2 separate regions of the Homo sapiens genome follow, and region 1 is linked to region 2. A link is a contact called in ENCODE Hi-C or POLR2A ChIA-PET data. All regions are on one chromosome and are shown on one strand. The core of a region is the stretch at or near the end of the contact, and the rest is flanking DNA. Distances in the headings are between cores, read along the strand shown.

The links. Hi-C counts contacts between places; a loop is a spot of excess contacts on that map. ChIA-PET counts read pairs that join two places held with the same protein, here RNA polymerase II (POLR2A). Pooled maps may share reads with other maps.
Region 1: a pooled map shows a loop between it and region 2 (2.1-fold over the local background). The contact joins two enhancer-like sites. A Hi-C loop is called at or near these places in 4 of 50 pooled maps. POLR2A ChIA-PET finds 5 or more read pairs at or near these places in 3 of 52 experiments (A673, AG04450 and T-cell).

The regions. Positions count from the first base shown.
Region 1 is chr2:217,245,125-217,250,764 of GRCh38, reverse strand. No RefSeq gene overlaps it. Among named protein-coding and RNA genes, the nearest start is that of DIRC3-AS1, 35 kb to the left of the region's middle. Within about 2 kb of position 2,309, at least 21 of the 41 ENCODE cell types and tissues checked have a DNase peak (open chromatin) inside an H3K27ac peak, as active enhancers do.
Region 2 is chr2:217,161,200-217,167,315 of GRCh38, reverse strand. No RefSeq gene overlaps it. Among named protein-coding and RNA genes, the nearest start is that of DIRC3-AS1, 120 kb to the left of the region's middle. RefSeq lists an enhancer at 5,576-5,870. Within about 2 kb of position 4,600, at least 4 of the 41 ENCODE cell types and tissues checked have a DNase peak (open chromatin) inside an H3K27ac peak, as active enhancers do.

The DNA of each region.
Region 1 (5,640 bases), core at 1,060-3,559, 86 kb before region 2:
CCCTTCTTTCACTCTGACTTCTAACCGTTTTTCTCCCCATTAACGCCCCCCACCTTCATTTTAAACCCAGTTTTATCTGGATCCTCTCAAGGAATTGCACTGTGATAGTCAGTGCAGAGACCCAGCCTCCAGGCTAAACTCTGGTGTGTCATTTAGTTACTAAGGACATTAATCTTCCTCCTTAGTTCTCTCTTAAGGATTATTTAAATTGGGCAGATTGAGAATCCATCTATTTCTTTAAAGTCCAGTCCATGAATAGCTGTTAACACAATGCTAGAGTTTAAGGCATTAAGCATGTACCTGCAAGTACTTTGCAGTTCTTCATTTCCTTCCCTCTGGGAGTGCTTTCCAGTAGACAGGGGGAGGGGAGGGAGCAGAGCCTAAGTAAGCTGATTTATCTGGAAAAGCACTCCTCTCCATCTTTGCCATTTTAATAAAGCTTAGCTTGGGGAAAGATTTGGAGGCCTTCAGGAGCAGGTCCGTTAAAACAATTGAGGAGTGTGTGAAACACAGCTCAGGCTCTGCATCCCAGTCTTCAAACTGACGTCACCTCATAAATCCACAGGCACAGCCTGGACCCATCAGCGAGCTGCTTTTTCAGGAGATTAATTATTTGTTCAGACAGGGGTCAGGTGGAGGGTCTTTGAAAGATTCCTTCAGTGTTTTGCCCCACCCCCCTCTCATGGGGGTGAAAAATGGAACTCTCTGTACAGCCAAGATGTAGAAAGAACACTGCGTGCAGAATCAGAAGGGACGTGTGCAGCGTTTGACCCACACTGCCCAATTAAGACAAGAGGGGACTGAGGGGCCAGAGAAGTGAAGGGGCTGTGCATTGGCTCTCCTTACCTTGCTGTCCTAAGGTTATAGGTTTCCAATTTGTCCCCAGGGCAGACTTCAGTAAGGCTGAAAATGCAATAAATTGAGAAAGGCATGGCGTTAGGGGAAGCCATCTGACAGAAGGACATTTGGACAGTGTCTGCAATCCAAGGGGGTCATGGAGGCTCTGGGAGGCCTCACTGTCAGCCCTGGAGCAGAGGTTTCTTTCCAGGAAGTGCCGGGCTTTGCACATCAACCACCTGGATATGTCTCTGGGGAATCACTTAGACACACTCAAGAACAGCAATCACTTAACAAAAAGCAGAAGAGAGGGAAAAAGGCTGAGGTGCAGCAGTTGTCAAATGCATGAGAGTTTCCAGAAGGAAGATTGCAAAGGCTCTGTACTCTCAGGGCAAGATAATGGGAAGGGAGATTTTCTGAGAAAGGGGGTAGGGATTGATTAAACTGGAGTTAGTCAGAAAGGTACTCAAATTTTGTTCACCCATTTTAGGAAAGTTTTAAACAGTGGTTTGTTAGTAAATGGTTAAAAACTGTTCGTGGCGGAGGTGGGAGGTCGGTGGGGTGGCTGTTCTACTTATCATCTGCTGATTTCTGTGGTGTAAATACTCCCTTTGACCCTGATTTCAAGCACCAATGTGAGGTCACTGAATGTGGAGTTGGGAAGAGATGGGAAAAATAGGCTCTTCTGAGCTGGTGCAAGCTGGCTCCAGCTCACCCCTGGTTGTAATAAATATGCTAACAGGGTTCCTAAAGAATGTTCTCAATTCTCGTGCCCTAAGAGGCTACATGGTCCAGCTAAAGGTGCTGGAAGCCAGTCCTAGTGTCAATTTCTTCCTGCCATCCAATCCCAGCTATCAGTTGACAATTTGTGCACTTTTCTCTATTTCCATAAAAAGTTGAAATATTAAACAGTGCAAAATAAAGAAGTCTTGTTATCCCCTGCAATTACAAATGTATAAAATTTGACATCCTCAATTCTCATCATCATTTCTCTAATAGTTCTTGTCTTTGATAAGGCACAGGATTGGGTTGTGTTGTCAGTGAGCAAAAAGAGGAACTGCAGACTGCAACTGTTGGAACTGCAACTAGTGTGCGGTCCCCTATTTGAAGACATGGAAAGAGAAAGCCTAGCTCTTCTTTCAGCTACAGGGCCTGATCTGCGCAGCCTGATGGGAATCAGAGAGTTCTGGAACGCAGCTCCTTTCATAGCCCTTGGCTCCTCTGCACGCCCCAAATAAACACAGATTGTCAGTAGTGGTTTCAGATGAATACCCCTGCAAATGCTGGCATAGCAGGCTGGGGCAGCCACGGGTCTTACCCTCCAGGGAGGGAGCCCGGAGCAGGACTGCCACGCAGAGATGCAGTTGAAGAGGGGAAGGGGAGGGGGTCTATGAAAGCCAATGGCAGAGCCCTGTGGTTTGGCAGTTGGCCTGGGAGCCCTGGAGCCTTCTGGGAAAAAGCCAGGAGGGGAGGACAGAGTGAGGGAGAAGGGGTGGGGGAACTGCTTCTCAGGGTTGGGCTGGCTGCTGCGCCTGTCAGGGCCAGAATTGTCGGCTCTCTTCTGGAGTGACTTACTACATACAGAGAGGAGGAAAATGAACTAAGGTGCACTGGGCAAGTCACAGCCAGGATTTCCCTCCAATCTCACAATAGGGCTATGAGGCAGATTTTCATCACCATTTCTCAAATGGGGAAACTGAGGCCCCACAGGTAAGAGGATTGGCCTGTGCCACACTAATATTAATGGCTAAAGGTGAGATTTGATTTCACCCTTTCTGCACCCAAGGCCCTGATCTCCCCTTGGTTTTATGCTCCTTTTTGGCACCTCTACATCAAACCCTTTGGCTCCACCAGCCAATCTAGTGTGACACTTATTTGTCTGATTTTAGTTTGTTTCACCGTTTTGTAAACAGGTCCCTTGGTTGTTGAAGGGGCTGTCCAGGCTGACTGTGGTGGCCCCCTGTGAGGACAAGGGAAGGGACTCTTGGCCTCCAGCTTGTCTGTGTGGCCAGGATCGATGTGCTCCTGGAATCCACACCAGAGAATCTTAGCTGTGTCGGCACAGCCAGGACGTAAGTGCCATCCTCCTGCCAGAAGATTGTTAATAACACCAACAATTTCTTCGACTTCTGGCTGTGGATACCAGCAGCCTGTGTTAAGTCAACTGTGTGTCCTCACTAGCATGTTGGCGCGGGTCAGCTGCTCAGTCATAAATCCAGACATGTCTATCTATCTGTCCATCAGTCCTTGTGGCCACACTGCCCTTCAGATCTTTCCTGCACAAACATGAAACTTAACACGAACTCCTCACAAGGGCACTCAGCCCTTGGCTTTCACTTGGAATAAACAGGCAGGTCTCTAGATGCAAACACCCTGCCCAAAGTGAAACGCAGCCAGCACGGCCACCTGCTCCCTCCCCTCTTGCACTCCTCACACTTTCTGGGTCCCTCCCCACTGCCATTTTGTTATTCTCTATTCAAATGTCAAACACTAAAGTTCCTAGTTGTTTTAATAACTTCTGCTGAATTTCTACAGTTTTAATAAAGTATTCTGTTTCCATTATTGATAAGATGATGGCTTTCCTGGCTGGGAGAGTCAGTAAGAGATTTTTCTCTCACTTGAGCAGGTCTATTTTATCATCTTGCAAATAGGAATACTGTACATGGACTTCCATAGATGACAGTGATGCTACCACCCACTAATAATGATAATAAATGTTAGCTGCTACTGCAGCCACTGCTACAGCAGCCACTGCTACAGCTAACGTTTATTGAGCACTTACTATGTGCTGGGCAGTATGTATTAAATGCTTTATAAAGATTAAGTATTTGATCCTCACAATAACCCCATGAAGTAGAGCCCGTTATTTTCTCCATTTTCGTAAGAAGAAAATGAGATTCAGATGAGTTAAGTTGCAACTTACTTAAGTTTCCAAAACTAATAAATAATAAATCTGGTGCCAGAATTTGTTTTTGACCACTTTTCTATAGTGATATGAACCCCAAATATGCATGTGTATGCATGTACAAAATTAAGCTTCACTATATAAAGTGGTCATTTCAAAGGTCAGAAACTGTTCAATATCAGCAATTTCATGATTCAACCTAAAACACTTCGGCCAGAATTTTCTGAATGTGGCCACCAGACTTGATTATCCTTAGACTTTGGTGCCTTTCCTAGAACAGGCCCTCAGTCAGTAAATGTTTTCTGAGCATAAGAGTGAGGAATTGAGTGGGTGCAGGAATGACAGAGAGGGGTGTGAATGATCACAAGCAAAGGCAAGTTTCAGTTGCAGGGGGAATGAGTTTCAGGGGGCACAGCAAAGGGTGTGGGCATGTGCGTGTGTACATGTGTGTCCAAGGACCTGTGCCAGTGGTGGGTGGGTGCAAGCCCCTTTAAAAGCTACACTCTGTTATTATCTTCCCTGTGGAGTGATGTGACTACTCACGTTTCCATCCATCCTATATTTCTCATGGCTGCCACAACATAGTACCTTCAAAAGAAATAATCGAATAGACATTCTTTTGAAGAAAGTGTTATAGGCTTAGCCAACTCCCATAACTCCTTTCTAATACCAGTAACCTAGGTTGAGAGGGTGTTGGTTTCAATTCAATGGGAATTGATTTGAGAGCGAATCATCCCGTGGTCAGAGCCCCCGGAATCAATCTGTCCTCTCATCTCACTTTTGCTTTCTCTTTCTTCTCATTATCTGTTAGGATGAAAGTAGTGTAAACCTGATTCTCCTTTGTAATCTCCACAGCTCAGGGGACCTGGTAGGGAGGGGAGGCCGGAGGTGCTGGAGAAGAGTGTGAGGGAGAACGAGGAGCCTTGGGGTGGGCACCAGGCTCTCTGGGAGGAAGGCGCATCGGGAAGGCAGGTGCAGCCCAACCTTGCCAGATGGGATGTTCAAGGCACCCAAGGAGCAAGGACACCAAACCCTAAGATCCAGAAAGCAGGAAGGCAAAGCTTAGAGCTTCATTTATCTTCCCTGGGACGCCTTTGGACATGATTCAGGAAAGAGAAGGAATAAAGTCAGCACAAAGGTGTGAAAGGTGGGTCAGATACCAAGGGGGAGCAATATGTAACAGAGGACGGAAAACATACCCTCTGCTCACCCCTGCAAAGCAAGGTCACCATATGCTTTAATTTTGTGTCGCACACTTCTGTCTATAAAAATGTTTTTAATACATCTGCAAATAAATGGATGTTAATATTTGAATAATATACACATTTAGTACCATGACGATATACTATGTACATTATGAAACAGACGCAAAAATATAAATTAAAAATTGATAAGATAAAAATAAGTAAGAAAAGAAGTTATATTTTCTTTCCACACTCCCAAGGAATCATCTCATGTACCTCTGAGGTGAACTCACATCGTTCTGCAGGCCTTTGGGTTAGAACAGTGCTGCCAATAGAAATATAATGCAAATTGCATATGTAATTTACATTTTTCTAGTAGTCTCATTTTAAAATGTAAGAAGAAATAAATGAAATTCATTCTAATAATACATTTTAATCTAACCCAATATATCCCAAGTACCATTATCTCAATGGGTAATCAATATAAAATTATTAACGAGAGATTTAAAGTTCTTTATTTTGCAGCAAAGGCCTCTAAATTTGGTGTGTATTGTAAACTTATGTCACATCTTCATTTGGATAGCCCACATTTCAAGGGTTTGTCAACTACATGTGGCTAGTGTCTACTATATTAGATGGTATGGGGTTGAAGGACTATGATACCAGGAGGAATGGGAATCCTAGGGGACACTGAATTTCTGTTTGCGGTCAAGG
Region 2 (6,116 bases), core at 3,351-5,850:
CACCCAGGTACTATGCCTAGTACCCAACAGTTATTTTTTTCTGCTCCTTACGACTGCTTAGCTGTGGGACTTAATTGACTAGTCAAAGGAAGCTGTGCTTTTTCTTAAATACATTTGTAGACTAAAAATCTAAAACATCTTTATTAAAATCTTAGATTTTTAATAAAAATCAAAATCTTAGATTCTAAAAATCTAAGATTTTTATCAAAGATCAATTAGTCCATGGGAGAAACTTCTCTTTAAAATGTCTATTTCAAAAATTAATACATCCCTGCTAAACTGTTTCAGTGCAATGAGAAGTTTATTCCTAGACATGTTTCAGGGTTCTACAATTGCAGTCACTAAAAAGTTCTTCCTTATATCTAACCAATATCTACAACCTTAATGTGTGTCTCTCTGGAGCCATGTAGGATACTTGATTTGGTCACATTACAGATCTTCAAACTTTTGAGATCACTTGATATATTCCTTATAATTCTCTTGCCTTCAAATTAAACATATCAAATTATTTGAAATCATGTCATTGGAGAAATTGTTGAATGAATAAGTTTAAGAGTGAATGGAAAAACTGGGAGGTATCGCCAATTTGGCAAAGGAATTTCAATTAACATTTATTTGTCATATGCTATGTATCCACAGTATAGTAAGTTCTAAAGGTCTCTATTAAACTCCAGTACCCTGATCTCCACATTCCAAAGTGTTTTTCTTAGCTCAGAGTAGAACATGTCTCCCATCACTGACTGTGCTTTGCAGGAGGTGGGTAGTGTTACTAAGGGAGAGAAGGCAGGACGTAACTTCACAGTGGTCTTCTCAAACTCGTGATTCTACAAATAGCTCTAATTCTACAAAATAGCTCAAGACTCTTAGTTTGAAAGCCACAAGAGGGCACTAGACTACTACATGGACCTAGCTCTACTTAGGGCCCAAAGCACAGAGCAAGGGTCAGTATTGACATTAGTGATGGCCACATCAGTTGCATGTCCTACATCTGTGTCTGAAACACAGTATGCAATCATGGAGGATGTGCAAAGCTATTGGCTATGAAACATGTTCAAATGCTAAGCTTGAGTTATGCTAAATACAGTAGAATCCACATGCAATTTGAAAAAAAAAAAAAGTAAAAAGGAGTAAGGTCCACCCCCAAAGTTCTAAGAAAAGCAAGGTGGTTCTTTAAGCTGTGAGTTCTGAAAACAATATGGACAACATAGTGATAGTCAGGGGAACAGCAGGAGTTAGAAAAACAGGAGCCTTCCACTTCTACTTTTGGAAAGCCTGACATCTGACGAGGCTCATATTGGCCACAAGATTCCCTCCAGACCATGAGATTTACACTGGGCATCACCCAAGGTATTCATTCTCTCTGCTCCTGAAGTGCTCCGTACTTTACAAGGTTTCAGGAACACTAGTCTCAGGCTAATGAAAGCATACTTAAAAACTTCTCAAAAATACAGATTGAGTCTATGTAATCACCACACCATTTGAGAAAGGCAAAAATTTAGTCAATTAAGTTATATGTTAGTCTGAATAAAATCAACAAACAGATTATTTGGGTCAATGAAGAAGTATCTTACGCAATTCCAAAACAGCCAATCAAATTCACTCAGACAAATATGAATCAACACAAGGAAAAACAATCAGTCAAGAATGCTGCTTTGGATCATGAAAATCAAACCCTAAACTGAAGGCTTGAGTTTTTAACTTTTCAATAGTTATGTTTAATATTGTATAGAAGATGACTCCTTTGTTATCATAACTGTGCATGGGATATACTTTTTCCCTAAAGATGATAGACAGATAGAGAAATTGATAGACAGACAGACAGACAGAATAATTCAGATTGAGTGTCATATAAATGACTTACCTAATTGGTTAAACCAGAGGTTCTTGCTGCAGCAGGAAAGATAGGAGAAGGTCATTTTTCTGAGGCAAGGTTTAGCTCTTTGGAGACAATGAACACCTGGGTGGTTTCCTACAGAGCCAGTTGAAATCATTAAGAAAGATGGTCTTTTCTTTCTAGTTTCTTATTAATTTACCTACATTCTGAGTTCTGGATCCATGACCTGCATTTGTTTTTAAATTTTCTTTTTAAAAATAAAATATATATTATATATTCATGAGGTATAAAGTGATTCTCTCTCTCTCTCTCGATGGGATCTCACTATGTTGCCCAGGCTGAACTTTCATTTCTGGGCTCAAGCAATCCTCCTGCTTCAGCCTCCTGAGTAATTGGGAATACAGGAGTGCACCACTGCACCCAGCTTGAAATGTGATGTTTTGATATATGTTTACATTGCATGGCCTCTGTTATTGTACTATGTCAGAACCTTTCTAACTTTGATCATTTTACTTCCATTATCCTTGTCACGTTTGACCCAGCCATTGCTCTGAGACTCTGTCCTTCCCTCGTGGAACAATGAGAGCTCTCACCTTTTGGTTCTGATTCCATCCCAACCCTTCTCCCCAGGAGTCTTGCTTTTTCTGGAATTGATCTATTTATAACATTGCCTCAGTTTTTAGGTTCTTCTCAGTGTCAGCTATGTTGAGTCTGTTAAAGATATCTTGGCTATTTGACTTGGTTTTCATCAAGTTCCTTGGCTTCTACCTTTTAAATGACATTTTTTTTTCACATAATTGTTATTTTTCTGGGCTCTGGCCACTGATTTCTCCATATTCTCTATTTCTTGACTCTTTCATTAGCTTAACAGCATAACTTCCATCTTCACTCCCCCAGTTCTGTTTTCAGAGATCTACTTTTAATGGCTAAGCCCAGCCCAAATTGACAGTGTCCATCCTCTTTGCAAGCCTTGGGCCCTCCCTCACTACCCCCAGCACAGACTTCATCTTCTAGGACAGTCCCCAGTGCTACAGGGGAGGTGAGTTCAAGAGAAAGTGCCCCAGGATCTTCTTAGCATTATTTTCCCCACAGTGGGACTTTGAAGCTGCCTTTCTAGCCTGCCTTCCAGCTGTTAGCAAACACACACTTTTTAAAATTAGGAAATGAACATGATAGTTCTACTCCCAGCCAGGAGCTCATCTAGTATGCTCCAGGAAAAGGATGATTAATGGAGCTAAGGCTTTATGTCTAAGCCAGGGGATGGCAGCTTGTGGGGAATAACTGAGCCACACCAGCCCGCCACAGCCTCAGATCAGGTGAACTGCACATGGCGTTAGGCCCACTGGAGGCCCTTAAAGTTAGCCAGTGGCCTGGCAGAAAGTGCACACACAATAAGTGCCTGGTGGACACACATGGCCCAAAGGAACGGGGCAGTTTTTCAATTCTTCGGTTTATATAGAGAACCAACCTACACAACCTTGGCCTTCAGAATCTTGCCAGCAGTTAGAGTATCCAGACTGGCTGTCCAGACCACCTAAATTACATGGATAAAAGCAAAAGATTTCCTTCACTGAATACCACGTGGACTTGTTTCCAAGTCCTTTTTGGGTTTGAGGCCTTACTTGTAATCATCCCTCACAAGAGGGGGGAAAAATAAAAGAAAGAAAAATGTAGGGAATTTGAGTTCTACTTCACCAAGGGCTTAGGATGGAGAATAGGAAAGTTCTGCAGGATCTTGGCTGAGCAGTGGTTTTCTGCTTCTTTAAACGTCAAAATTAACCTGATTGAGTGAACTATTCAAAAAGCACATCCATCAATTTTTGTTTCATCTGAGGTTTGGAGTGCCAAGGACTTACAACATAAGGCCTCAGACCACTCTGGTTTAATGCCAGGGGATACTTAGGGGTTCCTGGGGATGGTAATTATGATCATAACCCTCTGCCTGCCAAACTCCTATGCACTACACCCAACCCAGATGCTACTCTTCCTGTGAGATCTTACCCAGATCCTCTCTGGTTCCTCTGTGGTCCTCTAACACTTGGTGTGGCTTCTTTGGCTTAACTGGACAAGTCACCACGTTAATTCATTTATTTTCCTTCATTAAAAAAATTGTTCACCCATGACCTCTGCAAAAATAAATAAATAAAATAGAAAGAAATGCGTAAAAACAAAACCTACCCTTTACTCTCTCCTCTCAGAAGAGAGAACCACCGTTTGTAATCAGCACAAGGAAAGTGGGAACACTAAAGAAATCACTATAAGATAGCAGCTGCCCTCAAAACTAAAACCAGTCACTTTAAAATACATGCTCCCGTGTGATCCCTGGATGAGGTTCTTTTCTCTTTAGTAAAACGGAGATTTTCAGGATTCAACCCGGAGAGGTAAAATCACTGAGCTTATAAATGAGGAAACTGGAATCAAAGACCTGAATTTTTGTCTTTTCCTTTTTCCCACCATGTTGTGTCCCAGTGTGCCCCAGCATCCTTAGAGACAAAGGCCTGGAGGAAGCACAAAGAGACTTCTATTTTCATCTTTTGGTTCTAGCAAGATGAGGATCAGCAGGCAGGCAGACACACTTGGGAATAATGGCTCTGCTCTCTCAACCGAGCCCCCGCCCCAGTGCCTTCATCCCCACTTTGGGGTGACCTCGGCAGAACAAGCTCTCTCTGTAATGATCACTTCGTCAGCAGGGGCTGTGTATTTAGTAGCAGGAAATATAAGCTTTTGTGGTCAGTGTGACGTCACCCCACCCACTAAACAGGCCTTTATAATTTGACCACAAAAAGGCTTGAAAGGGATAGACACATACACGCAGGGAAGGAGGCGATAGGACTGTCAACAGTTGTCTGTGTAGTGAAAGGAGCATTGTGTCTTCCAAATGTTTCCCGAAAGCCTGATGTTTGGTCTGCTGTAGACAAAACATCTGGATGATATATGGCGATTTCTCTTTGTATTTGAGTGCCCCAACTCATCTCCTTCCTTTCTCCTCTCTCTTTTCTACCTCTCGTTTTCTCTTTTCCTCATTCCCTTCATCCTCCTGCTTCCCTTTTTTCTCTTTTTACTCTGACTTAATCTAAAATAGACAAGTATATATTTTTAAATCATTGAGTTGTTTTCAAATGTTTTCACATGATGTGCATGTGAGCACACACATACACACACCAATTTTACTGTTATTTTCCTAGATACTTTACTGTTAGAGGGAGAGAAAAAGGAGAAGGGGTGACAGAGAGAGAGTAATTTTAAAAGACATAGCTAACATATCAATGTATCATTAAAAATTGCTTTCCATAAATGTCTTGGTTTTATAACTAATTCTGTAGAGGAGCAGAGCTAAATGGCCCAGTACCTTTTAGTGTCACATTGTGCAAGTTCAAGATAATATACTGCTGGATATTTCACTTTATCTTTTGTTTTCCTTTTTATTTTAAATGAAGAAAGGCACATGCTAGGCATTAATATGAACACTCCCATTAAGTACAAAGAGAAAAATAAAATAAAGATTGATTGACATGGACAAGTAAACAAAAAAAGCAGATAACCTGAAAAAGGAGGGTAGAGAGAAACTGAAAGAAATTGTCTATACGCTACCTCTGTATAAACTTTTTACTAGTTTTTCAGATCTTTGAGCCTAGGAGGGGAGAGAGAGAAAGAGAGAGAAAAGAGACAGAGAGAAAGAGAGAGAGAGAGAGAGAGAGAGAGAGAGCAAGAGAAAGAGAGATGAACATGAGAGGTGATGGCTGACGTGTCTGACCTCTGAATTAGGCTGCTGGAAAAATATGGCTTCCCCTGATTTGTGCCGCTGTGGAAAACCCCCTCCCAGGACTTCAAGCTTTCCTCTGAGGCACAGGCAGCAGGAAACACCTGCTTCACTTCTCCCCTGATGTTTTTTCCCCTTTTAGGGAGTCTGGGTCTCCTCCCCCTCCCTTTCTGCAGTGCACAAATGGACAAGCAGTTTTCCACATGCCCCAATCTTTCCTAAGAAAGGAAGTACGGAATCATCTATTAGCGACTGATGCACTTTGATGGCTTCCTTACCCCCACTTCCTTATTTTCTCTTCCAATTGACCTTTATTATAGCTTCCTCAACCCAGTTCCGCTTCCCAGCTCTTGTACTAATAATATTTTTCTCCAGAATAAATGAAGCATAAGAAGTCTATCCAAAAAAACTGAGAGGCAAGTGTACATACTGTTTGTCATGATTCCTTATTTTGGGTTTTGCCATTCGCCTCCCTGCAACAAAGGGGGAAGCAAATGCAATTCCAGTTTGGAAAGGCATGAC